Linked DNA regions of Homo sapiens: region 1 is linked to region 2. A link is an interaction called in ENCODE POLR2A ChIA-PET data of the cell type or tissue named here. Cell type or tissue: OCI-LY7. All regions are shown on one strand.

Evidence for each region. ChIA-PET counts read pairs that join two places held together with the same protein. Peaks named below come from ENCODE experiments on the same cell type or tissue, not always from the same donor. Only the 100,000 strongest peaks of a DNase experiment are listed, where the experiment ranks them.
Region 1: POLR2A ChIA-PET joins it to region 2 with 8 read pairs; 8 of 35 experiments call an interaction of 5 or more read pairs at or near these places.

The regions. Positions count from the first base shown.
Region 1 is chr18:34,990,257-34,998,256 of GRCh38, forward strand. It overlaps a transcript of MAPRE2 not described here. Among named protein-coding and RNA genes, the nearest start is that of MAPRE2, 47 kb to the right of the region's middle. In OCI-LY7, no CTCF peak of the experiment used is centred here; no DNase peak of the experiment used is centred here.
Region 2 is chr18:35,045,263-35,053,262 of GRCh38, forward strand. The region is part of intron 1 of MAPRE2 (microtubule associated protein RP/EB family member 2); the gene reads left to right. Among named protein-coding and RNA genes, the nearest start is that of MAPRE2, 7.8 kb to the left of the region's middle. RefSeq lists an enhancer at 5,114-5,614. In OCI-LY7, no CTCF peak of the experiment used is centred here; no DNase peak of the experiment used is centred here; H3K4me3 peaks cover 2,420 bases; H3K27ac peaks cover 1,997 bases.

The DNA.
Region 1 (8,000 bases), 55 kb before region 2:
TTCTGGAAGTCCACTGCCAAAAACTTCATTTCTTCTGCTTTGTTAAATACTAATACCTCTGGGAGGGATGGCATTTGAGGCTTGGTGTGAGGGTTGACCAGTTGGCAGGTTTTGGTAAGGGTTTAGAAGGAACAGAATGCTTGTCTGACAGGAGAGGGTAAGGAACACTAGGAAAGATATATGGTGGACTCTTGGAGAATTGATTTCTAACTCTGACAGGTGTTGGGATATTTTTGTCTGGAATCTTAATGTAGGTCATTTTTTTTCATTTAGAAAAATCCACACTTCTTATCTAAAAATCTCAGATGTGACTTTTTTCTCCAATCCTGACTCTCATCTATGATAAATTTCATCTAGCGCTACGTTCAGTGTAAACCACTGATGCCCTAGGGAATTTTTTTAGATGTTTGTTTTAAAATTTTAGACAGTCAAAAGCACAGTACTTCTACACTGATGTTTCTAAGTTATATTAAGATTTATCAGGCTGGGCATGGTGACTCATGCCTATAATCCCAACACTTTGGCAGGACAAGGCAGAAGGATCGCTTGAGGCCAGGAAATCAAGGCCAGCCTGGACAATATACTGAGACTCCATCTCTATAAAAAGAAACACACAAAAAATTAAGCAATAACTGAACTATAGGGAGCTTTCGCTGTATTCATGGATCCCTTGGTCTTTTCATTGTGGAAGGAATGTTTTGTGAACTTGGGGACAGATAATCTGATGGGGGGAGGATCAGCTCCTGAGCCTCTGCTTTTTGTTTTTCAACTTCTATTTTAGATTCAGGGGGGCACATGCAGATTTGTTACAATGGTATATTGCATGATGCTGAGGTTCGAGGTACAACTGAACACATCACCCTGGTAATGAGCATAGTATCCAACAGGTAGTTTTTCAACCCTTGTCCACCTCCTCCTGCCTCTTTCCTCCCCTCTCTTCCTCTTCTCTCTCTCTCCCAATTCCCTTTTGTAGTCCCCAGTGTCCATTGTTCCCGTCTTTACGTCTATGTGTACCCACTGTTTAGCTCCCACTTCTAAGTGAGAGTGTGCATCATTTGGTTTTCTGTTTCTGTGTTCGTTCACTGAGCCTGTTTTGAGTAACAGGAGAGACCGAGTAGAGCTTTGGAACCAAGTTGTGCTCAGAAACAAGAAACGTCTGTCCTACAGAACTATTATTTGCCTTATTTGAAAGGAACGAGAGGCTCCTGGTACTGCTTACCCACAGCTCTCACAATTAGCCACACAGACTGCAAGACTAAAGGGAGTATAATCATATTCCAGAATGCGTGGCCTTTTTTCTCCTCTTGGGAGTCTACCGCTATATTATACTTACCCATCACCATGGACACAGCTCCAGGAGCATTGTGAATTGGAGTTAGGTTCATCTCTTTTGTGGAAGAGTATGTCAGGCTGTCTTTCTGGAATCTCTTATCTGAGTGTCTGTGATGATGCTATTCATGGTAATTTGCCCAGACCTGGGACCTTGGGTGGGGTTTGTTAGGAGTCATCTGGCACCTTTAGAGTATAACTTGTTGAGCAATCTGACGCAGGTAAGCCATGCGGGATAGGTAAAACAATTGTTGTGTTCTGTGCTCTATAATATCAAGTCATATTTTGAGTCATATTTTCCCATGGAGTTTGTGGCCCATCCCAATGGGAAGAGATTTTTAACACTATGTTCTTGTGAGGCCTAGTGGTGTTTTAAGGGTTGCTATTGGAATCTGAAAGCTGTGTGAATTTTTTCGTTTTTTATGTTTTGGGTTTTCTTTTAACATTAAAGAATGATTCATAGCCCTGAGCTTTGTTACCACCCTGTTAATAATTTTGTGTGACTTTGGTTGAGCGACTTTTGGACGCTGATTTCTCTAGCTGAAAAATTATGTAAATATTGTTACTATCATGAGTAGAGGCTCTAGAGATTAAAAAAATTAAAACAGCAAAAGTATTACAGACAAGTAAAATTAGAGAAATGATAAAGTGGAGACAGCAATAGCTACTAAAATATTCAAAAGAAAACATGAAGTAAGACAAAGAATGGTTGTCTCCAACTACCCCTCTTAGTTCAAAGTCTGTGCAATGATCTTCACTCAAAACTTTTGCAAGTTGAGCACATCATTCTTATTGTTCTTTATTATATGAACAATAAGTTAATTTGAACTGATTGTCAAGGGACCTAGTTCTTGCCCCAGCTGTGCTTAAAGTACAATCTAAGCCAACTCAATTCACTTTTGTGACCTCTGGTCTCATAATAAAATGAAAGCATCCTACATAACTTTACCCATCCACTCTCCACAAAATATCCCAGTGCTGTGAAAGGTGTTTGTTAATTCATTTTCTTATAATAAAATATAATAGAAAATAGAGTGGGAACTATATTTTTTTCCTTTGGGGAATCCATAAATTACATTTTAAACGTGAGGAAAACATGCAGTTTTGATAGTCCATTAGCACATTGAATTCTTTAAATTGGAATAGGCAGATGCAGTGATAAGTTTAAACATCCATTTAACATATGGAGAATGCCATTATAGCTGTTCAAAATACGAAAGCGGTGTGATTTCCGGCAGATCAGACACATTTTAAAAAGCACCCACTCAGAAAACTTCCTGAGCTCACGTTTCCCTGTGCATGTGGTTTTTAGTGTTGGGTTGTCTCTCCCTCATAGGCTGACAAATAAAGAGTCCATATATCATATCCCATTAGCGATAAGGGAAGACATGGAAAAAGCAGAACCACTGATGGAGCCCAGGAGTGAGTTGGATTGTGCTGCCTCAAAATACAGGTCAAGACACTAAGGCCTGAATCTTGTGATTTTGTGCTACTGCACAATTACTGGACACTGATTTATTTATAAATGAATGAATGAGTGAGACAGGATCTCACTCTTGCTCAGATTGGATTGCAGTGATACAGACATAGCTCACTGCAGCTTCAAACTCCCGGGCTCAAGTGACCCTCCCAAGTAACTGGCAATATAGGTGTATACCACCATTCCCGCCTTTTTTTTTTTTTTTTTTTTTACTTTTAATAGAGGCAAGGTCATGTTTTGTTGCCCAGGGTGGTCTAGATCTCCTCGGCTCAAGGGATTTTCCTGCCTCTGCCTTCCAAAGTGTTGGGATTACAGGCATGAGCCATTGTGCCTGGCCCAGGCACTGATACAGCACCTGCCTGAGGCACTAGATCATGCAAGAACAAGAAGAAAATAGACTTAAAACACAGGGAGTGAACCAACTATAACAACCTTTTCTTTGAGCCTAATCAAAGGGACTTCCCCTTTTTAAGACTGTAGTTGAGTCATGCTTGTGAGTATAGAAAGACCATACATCAACAGTTGTGAACAGAAGTCGGAATCATTTCTTCTCTTATGGCCCTGGCACCTAAAAGTTAATGCCAAATGATGCCCAAAGAGGGGTCTGTGATGAGCAAAGCCTTCTCCTGGCCAGGCCGTGGTGTTACTGTACTCTGGACCAGAGGTACAGCTCCATGACACTTTCTCACTCCTGATGGGAACAAATGAAGCTAGTTGTGTTCTACCCATTTTGAATGTCTGGCATAATCAGAGGGTTGACAGAGAGGGTCTCACAAAATCAGTACATAATTCTTGAAATATATGCCCTTCATTATTTATGTCGAATAACAAATTAAATGAATCCTAGTGTTTTAGAGCTGAGAGCAACCTTGGAGATGATCTCATTTAATGCCATTTTATAGAGGAAAAACTGAGGCATGGATTTTCTTTTTTTTTTTTTTTTTTTTTACTGAAACCACTAGTAATTGCAAAGTTTTAAATGTTTATAGCACATCATTTGCTTTTGACATTGCTTTGCAGATCATCTGAGCTGCTTCCTGGCTCTCCAGTACATTGTACTAACTGGGAGGATGGGGAGACATTTGCTGTCCCCATGGGGAATGAAAAAGGAAACCATGTGGGATGGGGAGGGGCAAGAAAGAAGAAAAACAAGCTTCTCTAGGCTCCAAAAAATTTGAAGGAAATAAAGATATTAAGCACTTGTTAGATGAAGTGATAGCTACAAAACACGTAATCTGTACAACAATCTTATGAGCACTATTCAACATTAAGCTAACAGAAGAAGTCTCAGTTGTGGTCAAAAAATAGTTTTGTTTTTTGGCTTCTGTTTTTTGCTTTTTTTTTTCTTTTCCTAGGCTGCCAACCTTAGAGAAATGATGGTCAAACTGGGGCTGCCAAGGTCATGTATTACAGAAGAGGCAGCAAAAAAGGCCTTGGCAGGGCCAGAAAGGCCAGAGAAGGTCCTGTTCCAAGGATTTCTTGGGGCCCTTTTCATCGAGGCCGCATCCACATGATCCCTGAAGATAGGTATTCCCTCCCATTCTGTTTAAGCTGTTAGTTTTCCCTAGATTTAATTCTATTGTAATATTTTATATCCCTATAATCAGGAGATATTTTCAAATTCAATAATAATAATGATAAATTTAATAAGTATTTTCCATGTACATAGAAATTTATAGTTGCTAAAGAATTTTTATATGTAACAGCAGCTCTTTAAGGAGCTGTACTTTACAGAAAACTGTAAAAACTGGGTCCCAGAGTTTAAGTGGCATGCCCAAAGTCACATAATTGGGAAAACCTCAAACCCAGGGGATGATACCCCAAGTCCCAATGCTCTTTATACCAGGCAGCTTTACAAATGATAGTTGAATTCTCAGGGTAGCCCTCAAAGATCCCTTTAACCCATAAAAGTATTAACTTATACCAGTATGTTAACCTCTAACCAACTCATATTTCCATAGAAACATGCATTGGGTTTTAAAAACTTAGGTAAATACATTTTCTGGACACATCTCCCTGTAGGTGAGGACTCCTGATATTCTAGCATCAGTGGGCGCTTCTTTTCCCTCAGTTTGAAAATGCAAGTGCACCAAGAGAGGAATGTTATTATAAAGTATGGGCAATCTCAAATTCATTTTGAGCCTGACACTTTTAGGCAGAATAATGGTCCCAGTATGGTATACAGTTGTGGAATCAAGTAATGCAGTTTTTAAGTTTTTTAGCTCATTGTTTGCTAGTCACAGAATTTGGCAGGACTTCCAAGCATCTTCCTATCTCTCAAGCACACTGGATATATGTGTGGCAGCTTCATCTGATCCAATTGCCTACACAAGAAAATAACAGTGGCTTCACTGAGGGTGCTCATGTAACAAGATCCAGAGACAGCCATTTGAGTCAGCAGAGGAAAAAATAACAAATTTTTGTTAAAACACTCTCTAATGCATTTGCACAAACTAGTTAATCAATTAAATACATATCATCTTCAAAAGGGGAGAACTTCCCTAAGAACCTGGAACTCTGGGTGAGTATGTTACCACTGGGGGCTAGGAATAATTGCAGGAAGGAGGAGCAAGAAAAAAGTGGTGTGCACCAAGGATGGACTTCACATCCTTAGTTTTGCTTGCTTGGGGGTAAGGTCTAAGCTATATGTTTGTGTCCATTGTTTGGTAGTAAGGTCTAAGCTATACATTAGTTTATCTCAGTTGGGATCATGTGAGTGAATGGCTCCTTTACCAAGCGCATGTTAATCTGTCACCATAGCAGATTCTAGAAAGAGCCTGAAGCACAGAGAGTGTGTGTGTGTGCCTTGCAACTCAAGGTGTGGTCTTTAGACCAGCAGCATCACCTAGAAGATTTTAGAAAGGCGGATTCTCACACCCCTCAACGGCTAGACGTACTGAATCATAACCTGCATTGTAACAAAATTCCCAGGTGATTCATAAAGTCAGGAAAGCGCTGTCACAGATGAACCTGATAGTTAAAATGCTTGTTTTCCTCTAATTTTCAGAATGAGAAAAACAAATGATCTTCAAACTCTATATGCTCCCCAAGAAAACAGCAGTCAGGAATTTTTCCACCCCTGCTGTCAATATCATTGCCTTCACAGCCCTGTGATATGATTATTTTGTGTTTATTACCTCGGCGGTCCTAAACCTTTTTGGCACCAGGGACCAGTTTTGTGGAAGACAATTTTTCCATAGACTGGGGGTAGGGTGGAGGATGAGGGATGGTTTCGGGATGAAACTGTTCCACCTCAGATCATCAAGCATTAGATTTTCATAAGCAGCGGGCAACCTAGATCCCTCATGTGCACGGTTCACAATAGTGTTCGCACTCCTATGAGAATCTAATGCTGCAGCTGATCTGACAGGAGGCAGAGCTTAAGTGGTTACCCAACTAGACTTAAGTCCTGGGTGGCTGTTCTGTGTCTTGTTCACCCTTAGAATCCCAGCACCCAACATGGTACCTGGAATCTAATAGGTGTGTATGGTGGTACTCAAGAGTCCCAGCTTCAAAGTACAACAAACATGGGTTGGAAGCTTCAGTTCATACATCTATGAGATGGGATAAAGAATAACACCTCTTATAGGGTTATTGGGAGGAGTAAATGAGCTGATGCACCAGAGCCCCTGATGTACTGTAGCTACTCATAAGTGGCTAATATGTTGAACAAATGAAAGAATAGAAACCTTGTATACGAAGTCTTCAGAGGTCTGAAATGTGGTGCCCTGTTGCTTCAAATATATGAAATTGAATTTAAAAACAATATGCAAAGGAAGCCTGATAAACATAAGAAAACGGTAGAATAGATCCATGAGAAAAGCCTGTGATTTGGAATCACAAGACCAGTGTTTGGGTTTCAACTCTCCCCTTTACTAGCTGTGTGATCTCATGCAAGAAACAAGCTTCCTGAGCCTCAGTTTCTTCACCTAAAGAGTGGAGTTAGTAATCCTCTTCTTTTCATGGCGTTATGCTTAAAAAAGGGGGGTGGGAGGTTTACAACTTGCAACATTCATTCATTATTCATTTTTGTATCCCTTATTCATTTTTGTATCCTCCTTATTCATTTTTGTATCCCTACCTCTCCTGACAAATAGTGATGCTCAATAATGCCTGTTTGCTCCAATGGATTACAGCATAAACTCTCAAGGGGAATGAAAATTGGATATTGCAATGGCTTGTGGCCTCCAAAGGTTAAACTTTATGGACAAAATCTTATTCCATAGCATTTAGGGGATCCTAAAGGATTTCTTAGCATCCTTAGGGGATACAAAGACTCCTTGTGAGTGGGGAGGAGGAGTGAGGAAGATGATTTTTAAAAACTTTGAGAAGCACAATTAGAGCTCTGACTCTTCAACTTGGTACCACATGAGAGCTCTTCAGGAAAAAGCATAAGGAGAGAAAAGCAGCTAACTAAAAGGCAAGCAGAGTGAACCTCTAGAAGAAGTAATAAAAGAATTACCATTTCAGCTGGGCACAGTGGCTAACACTTGTAATCCCAGCACTTTGGGAGGCTGAGGCGGGCGGATCCCCTGAGGTAAAGAGTTCGAGACTAGCCTGGCCAACATGGTGAAACCCCGTCTCTACTAAAAATACAAAAATTAGCCTGGCGTGGTGGCAGGCACCTGTAATCCCAGCTATTCGGGAGGCTGAGGCAGGAGAATCTCTTGAACCCAGAAGGCTGAGGTTGCAGTGAGCTGAAATTGCACCACTGCACTCCAGGCTGGGCTACAAGAGTGAGACTCCGTCTCAAACAAATAAACAATCAAAATGAATTACACTTTCAAGATCTGGGTGATGTGATATATATAAAATAATTTTGCAAAACTAAGAGCTATAAACAAGTATAATTACTAAAGGAAAAGCCTTTAAGAAATATTTTCAAGTTGTATATGTTACCTGGATTTATTTCCATTAATATATTGATTTCCCCAGTAGTTGTTTTAATCCCTGACAGTGTAATTGGGGTATCGGCTCCACAACTTCACTGGGATATTTCCCAGTTGAGTGGAATTTAGCATGAATTTTTTTTCTATCAAGGAATTTAGTTACTGATGTGGCCCCCAAACCTTTTGAAAGTAGATTCCTTTGTAAGGCAGACCCCACAGCAGGGAGCCCAAGAGCAAGGCTGTTTGTTGTTATGTCAGCATCCTGGGGTCTTCACATTGGCTCAAACAGGAAACTTATGGAC
Region 2 (8,000 bases):
CCCCATAGCTCTGTTTCATGCAGATGCTAGTTGGAAATGAGATTTATTAACTGGCTCTCTGCCCACTGCATCTTTGTTTGTATACTCCAGGCTTTTAAGAATGAATGTATAAGTCTAGAGGACTATTTCCACATGGGTGTTTTGAGCATGCGACTACAGTAGCACATGTTTCTGAATACTTTAAAAAAAAAAATTACTTGGCCCCAGGAAATGGATTGCAGAGAAAAGCAAAACTAAAATTTAAGCCTAAAGCATTGGCCATAACATCCAGCTTTGCCAGTTTTAAAAAACATGCTGTTGTTAAGGAAAACAAAGAGAAATATCGTAATATTGTGCATGTGTGTGTGTTTTTTTGTGCACGTGTGTGTATAAAAGAGTTGTGAAAGTGTGTTCCATTCAATAGAGGCTATTGTAACATGGCTCACTTTTATCAGAACATAGGCTTCACATCACATTCCCCAAAACAGCAGTTATAGATTGCAAAAGTCTACGTTCATGTCTTTATTATGTATTTGTTAGTATCATCTAGGTTTAATACTGTCAAAGGAGGTTTTCCAAAAATAAAGATTTTTGTCCTTACTATTTTTCTTAGTGTTTGTAAAAATCAGAAGATTACTTGATGCTTTAGTACATGCCCAACTCTGGAACTTCTTTTACGGATTTTCAGAGCTTCTGTTAATGGAATGGTCTTCCGGGTGCTCTTGCTTTGGGGAGAGGCTCACTCCTGCTCTGTAGCTGGTATCTGTTGACAGTGCATTATCTTAGAGCAGTGCTGTGAGATTGTCCTCTGGAATTCAGAAGGTTGATTTCCTTATGCAGCATCTTTTCTTTATTTACAGGGACCTCTTGAAGCTGCAGTGAATAATTCTAGATTAATTGGAAGGGGAAATTTGGGACTAATTTAAATATTCTGTTTGGTTTAGAGAATTAATTAATTTTACAAATATTTGAAAGTCTGCTCTGGCCAAGGTCTGTGCTAGATGCCCCTTGAAGGATCTTGAGTCCTAGTAAAGTCCGATGGAAAACCGCTCATTTTGTAAAAGACTTACAGTGTTGGTATTTTGCTTAGTCTGATAGCGAAAGTGGTTTGCATTTCCTGAACCCCCAGTGACCCAAAGGGGGAAAAAAAGTTTCTCTGAAGTCCAGTGTGCTGTAGGAAGCTAAAAGACACTGAGAGAAACCAGAAATTTTGCTGAAAAGAATGTAGGCTTTAGGATCAGGCAGAATTTTCACTGGCCTGGCCAGGTGTGTTGGGCAGTGGTAGAAAATAAAAGCATTGAAAAGCAGGCGGGGTAGTTGGAACTTGGAAATAAGAAGCTACTGAAAGTTTATTGACTGAAGATAGTGTAATGAAAACAGATGCCTACTGCAGTGGATCTTCAGTTTTGAAATGAGAGCTAAAAGGAAAACGGGATCCCAATGCACCACTGTGTGGGTCTAGAATCACTAGAAAATACTTAATGCCATGCGAGAGCTTGAGCCCTCTAATGTGCAGAGATCAGGACTAGGTAGATGTTCTCTGGCTCAGGATGTCTTTCCTTGAGTAGAAGCAATGAATGCAGCTTTGTTCCATAATGAGACTGGTACTTAGCCCAGACAGTGGCTTTTATATTTGCAGATGCCCACTTCATAGCTATCAGTCTAACTTTTAGGAGTGGCAAGTGTGGAGAGCTGCCACTATTCTGATCTTCCCAAACAATGAACCAGGTTTCTGGTTCATTATGAAGCATCTTCCCTTGGCATTTAATGATGTAAAAAGTTCCGATGTGGCTGATGAAACTGCTCAGGACACTCCCTGTGACTTTGGGGCCAATTCCTCTGACAGTTAGAAGGTTATCACCTTGGTGGCAGACTCCAGAGTGGATGGAGTTTACCCTAAATAGTGTGTGTGTGTTTACTTCTTATTTTAGTCAATTTCACTTTAAAGGACAAATTGATTTTCTTCTCTCCTGTGAGAAGTATCTTTTTTCTACAGTGAATTAAGTTAGAATATATATCTAAGAACAGTTTTATTCTTCCTGACTTCAGGCCATCTTTCAGCTAGCTGCCTCTGTAATACTACATTGAGTATGTCAAACTTAGCCAATATCTGAAGCACTATTCCAACAGCCCTTTTTCTTTCTAACACTCCACACACATCCCATTGGTATCATACAAACCTTGTTTCTTAGCTCATTTTAAAATTCCGATTGTTTATCTTAGTGTTTCTGGCCCTTGGTCTTTATTATTAGATTGAGAGAATTCTCTCAAAGTGGAAACCTACAATTCACATAGGCAAGAAATTATGCAACATTTACCTTATAGCATAAATCAAAGAAATTTCTCCTAAATATGTTTTTATAAAATGCCTCCCCAAAGATGATCATTTACTTTAATGAAAATAAATCATTAGCAAGGTAAAGACTGAACAGAGTTTTATAGGCCACCAATAAATAATTTCTTAGTAGGTTACTTAAAAAAAAAAAAAAAACACTGTGTTTTCAGTGTCAAATCTCCCCAAGTGAATTAAGATTTTACTCACTTGAACCAGGACAGAGTTTCTTAAAGAATTACTGTCTTTTCTAAGGGAGCAGAAGTTTGTGATAAATACATGAAATGATCAAGTTGACAGCTTTGAGTGATGGTGTCCTCTAATGCTTATCTAGTTAAGAAAATATGGCAAAAACTCAAACTTTCTGTGATTTCTAGGCCTCTCTTTGTTCCAGCAGGTAAAATGACCATGCTGGAAGAATCTGATTTTAGCAATGACTTTGGAACAGAAAGACAACATGGCAAGAGGTTTAATTGGCTTACAGTTCTGCAGGCTGTATAGGAAGCTGGCACCAGCATCTGCTCAGCTTCTGGGGAGGCCTCAGGGAGCTTTCACTCATGGTGGAAGGCGAAGCGGGAGCAGGCATGTCTCATGGCCAGAGCAGAAGCAAGAGAGAGGGAGTGGAGGGGGAGGTGCCACACACTTTTAGGCAACCAGCTCATGTGAGAAGTCACTCAGTGTCATGAGGACAGCATCGAGCTATGAGGGACCCGACCCCATGACCCAAACACCTCCTACCAGGCCCCACCTCCAACACTGGGGATTTTAATTCAACACAAGATTTAGAGGGGACAACATCCAAACTATATCATATATTTATATAGTATTAACACATATACTATATATGTGTGTGTGTGTGTATTTATACATATGTACACTATAGAAAGTATATATACACATACATATATACTTTTAGAAAGTATAATTATATATGTGTTACATATAGTATTAACACATATACTACATATACTATATTCACACATATATAGTAGTAACATATATGTATTATATATGTGTGTATGTATACTATATACACATAGTATTTATAGTATTAACACATATACTATATGTGTATATGTGTTTATAGTATATGTATTAATACTATACGTACACTATACTATATATACTATTATATATAGTGTATATATAGTATATGTGTTAATACTATAACACAATGGTGAGAACTGGGCATATATAGTATGTGTTAATACTATATATAACACATATATATGTATATATAATTATACTTTCTAAGATTATACTTCCTAAAGGCATTTTGGCTATCCATAAAAATTTATACAGAAGAAAATACAAATTTTTATAGAAATTCACATTTTAATTGTGTGCAAAATCGATCCTGAAGTTTATGGCCAATGTTTGTTGTTGCGTATGACTAAAAAGATGGTGCTGTTGATGTGAGACACACTTTAGATTTCTGTGATCCTATTTCATTTTTCATAGAAGTAATACTTGTTTTTGTTTTGTTTTGCTTTAAAGACATTAATTTTTTGTTCTTTATTTAGTGTCAGCCTACCCTGGCAAAGCCCTGGGAGGTAATTTGTCAAAAACGCCAGGTAATTTGTCAAAAAACATCTCTGGGAGGCTTTCTTATGTTCACAGCTATACTTTGATTATAAACAGTGGTATCCCTGATTGAAGGGCCCTCTGTGATTCCCTGAGAGGTCTTCATTTGGTGCTGTGCAAGTCAGGAGAAAGTGAAGCTAAGTGAGCTCCTTCCCCCACTCCCTCACGCCATCTACTTCCTTTTTATCATTTTGGAGTGCCAGAAAGTGTTTTCAGGTTCTAATAATGTCATTTTTAAAATCCCCACTCTTGGGTTTTACACAATTATTGTTACATTAAAGTTTAAGCCAAAAATCCTTCTTTCAGCAGACTTACCGAGTTCCTTTAATGTGCCAACCTTCCTCCATGCTGGGCCCTTGGAATACAAAGATAAATATTGCACAGCCCTCCCTTGATAAGAACCTCCAGGGGCCTGGACAGTGGGCGAGAGTACGTGGTGGGAGGGATGTGAGATGGAGAGGTTCCCACACCTGACCCCAGAGTATACACAGGGTGTGTGTTTTGTTTTTTGCTGAGGTGTGGCTGTCATTGGTTCAGAAGTCTTCCTGATACTTGTCTGAATAAAAGTAATTTTGTGATTATTGTGTTGATACTTGGGAAGGGCAAAATTATCACTCCTATAATTTTCAAAAGCTTTCAGAAATGTAGCGTGTAAGTAAAAATGTGTGTGTACCCTACTATGACCTCTATATTTGTCTTACGAACATAGCCTTGAGGCACAAGCTTGGGCATTGTTGAGTGATTTTTGTGGCAGGAAGTTCATTTCTGCTTTTCAAAAAGTCGAGGAAAAGTAAAAGGCTTATTTATCTGTTTTGCTCTTCCAATTTTTATATTTGTATTGGTCATCACTAGGTTAAAAATATTTCAGTATGCTATTACATAAAAAGTGAAAATGAGATCATATATTCATACTTTATTCATAGAGAAACTGAAAGGATATAAACTAATAATGGTAAGAACTGGGAAGATTAATCACTGTGTACCTTTTTATGTTTTTTTTTTCTAAACTGAAACTAAATGCATTACCTCATCAATCAGTGATGTTTCAATTAGCCCTTTAATAGCATAGGTTTTTAAAATTAAATAAGTTTCAGTTTGAACTTAATGAGGTTTACATGTTGAAATATGTTAGGAAACATCTGATAGATACTCATGAACTTACCAAAGTCACATGGATGACAGTAAAGATTTGCCTAATGCAAGTACCATTCTTACATTAAACATCAGTAGTCACAAATGAAATGTGCTCCTATAGCATCTGCCTCATTTAGCCCTTTGAGGTTTCACACATAGCAATCCATAGTGGAGATTTTGTTTCATTTTCTCCAGAGTACATTGAAGCTGCCTGTGTGTTTTGTGATGCGTCCAGCCTGTTTAGTATGCTCTGTGAATCTTACACTAACTGCAAAATAATACTCTGTGAGGATTATTTTAAAATATCCTCTTTGCATTTTTGTTTTCTTCTCATTTATCAAGCTCCTGCCATTTATCAAGTACAGCAAAGGGCCCTAAAACTGAGATTGCAGGTAATTGCCAATTTTTTGGCCACTCTGAGTGCAGTCCTCTGTCCTCCTCCAACTCAGCCTAACCTCCCACCTTAGGGAACTTAATTGGGCAATATCTGGCCTTCATGTGACCCCTGTGTGTGATGACGGCCAGGAAACAAGCCATCTGCATTCACCATGCATTTCTGTTTCAGCCCTCTCACCCAGGAGTCTGGGTGAAAACTGAGAGAACCCCCAGGGAGACTGACCAATTAAGAAAAAAACAAGAACAAAGCTTTGAATATATTATCCTCAGTATAGGGACCTGCTCACTGTCAGCAACTCTGAAATAAAAAAGCTTGTGGAACTTACGAGCTGAATGTCTGCTAGAAAAGGAGGAAGCAGAAGACAGGATCATTGGGAGATGGAGTGTAATGGGAAGTGAGTGCAGCATGGAGGACAGTGAGGGTTTCTTGGGGTGAACATGCCAGCCTCTAGAGAGAGTTTAGTTCTCTGCCTCCCTACCCCCACCCCATCTCTCTCCCTGTCTTTTCAAGGGCAGAGTAAACCTTCCCTTCGACACTTGTTCTCCAAGGACAGAAGAAAATGAAGAGCTCTGTGTTAGCCTAGGCAGGGGTCTGGCAGGAGAAGGGAAACAGGACCAACAAGTCTCTCCCAAGTCCCTTAATGGGGCCTGGAATACACAGTAAATTGTTAAGTTTGAGTTTGGGAAGCCAATTTGGGAAGCCAAATTGATAAGTTTGGGTTTGGGAAGCCAATTTCTTTCCCCCTGAAATTTTTGACAGGCAGATAGCATTGTCATAACAATGACTTTAAGATGTCAGCATGTACCTATTTCCAGCCTGTATGATAAGTGTGTCACTGCTACCTCTACTCCAGTTCAAAATTTGGTCTGTACCGAAAAGGGAACCTGGATTGTCCCCTACCTCCTTTCCTAACCTCCAGGAGGACCAGTTGGGGTCCTCAAAGTGCACAGCCAGGAAGTTGCTTGAAGAGGCAGTGAGGTATAGTGGGCAAAGCTTGGCTCTGGTGTGAGACTTTTACTTTCTGTCCCAGCTCCATCCCTTTCTAGGGCAACATTTTTTTAGCCTCTCTAAGCCTCATTTTCTTACCGTGCATATGGAAATAATAGTAGCATCAACTTCCCAGGGTTCTTATGCAGATTAAATGTGTTACAGAACATAAGGTGTGCCAAACGGTGCCTGGTGCAAAGTAAATGCCTCAAAGAATGTTAGCTAGTATTATTGCTTGCAGCTTAAATCTACTCTTTTACCCTGTATTGATAAAAATCTATAATCTTTTTGTTCTAAGTACCCTGTACAATACTTTGCACATAGCAGATGTTCATTAAAAGTTCAAATTGAACCTGGAAAAAAGTCAAACAAATTATACTACAGTCTTTTTTCCCCCTCATCAACTTTATTAAGAATTTATGTACAGTAAACTGCAGCCATTTAAAGTGTCTGAGTCAGAGTTTTGGCAGTGTGTCCACCCTGAAGCCATCACCACAGTCAAGATGCAGAACATTTCCATCACCCCCAAAAGACTCCTTGTACCCTTTGCAGTCCAAATCTTCTCTGCCCAAAGCCCCAGGAGCCAGTGATCTGCTTTCTGTCACCACAGATTAGATTACATTTTATATAAATGGGATCACAGAGAATGCACTCATTAGTGTCTGACTACTTTGACTCAGCACAATGATTTTAAGATTCATCCATATGGGATGTCTCAGTAGTTCATCACTCTTTATTGCTGAGTAGTATTTCATTGTATGGCTATACCATATTTTGTTTATCTGCTCACCAGTTGATGAACATTTATGTTTCCAGTTTTTAGGAATTATGAAGCAAGTTTCTATGAATATTGTTATACAAGTCTTTGTGGAGGTGTTTTCATTTCTCTGGGGAAAATACTTAGGAGTGGAGTGATTGGGTCATATGGCTGGTGTTTAACTTTTTGAGAAACTGTTTGGCAAACAGTTGTCCAAAATGGTTGTACCATTTTACATTCCTAGCAGCACAGTATGAGAGTTCTGATTGTTTCACATCCTTGGCAACACTTACTATCAGTCTCTTAAATGTTGGCCATCCTTATGGATGTAGAATGGTATCTCATTGAGATTTTAATTTCTATTTTCATGATGACTAATGATGGGTATGTTTTCATGTGCATATTGGCCATTTGTGTGTCTTCTGTAGTAAAGTGTTCAAATCTTTTTCCATTTAAAAAAATAGGTTATCTTTTTAAATAGAATTATACACATATGTTTTGCATAATAATATAGTCTTGAATTGTATTTTAATATGTACAGGTCTTATATTCTTAACTTGAATATAAAGTCCCCCCCACACACACACACAAAAAGACCTAGTCTTTGTTCACAATGACTTTTACAGCAATTAGTTACATGGTCCATCCTCAGTAAGTACATATTAAATGAGTCTATTTAGCCCGGGCACTGTGGCTCATGCCTGTAATCCCAGCACTTTGGGAGGCTGAGGTGGGTGGATCACTTGAGGTCAGGAGTTTGAGATCAGCCTGGCCAACATGGTGAAACCCCATCTCTACTAAAAATACAAAAAATAGCTGGGAGTGGTGGC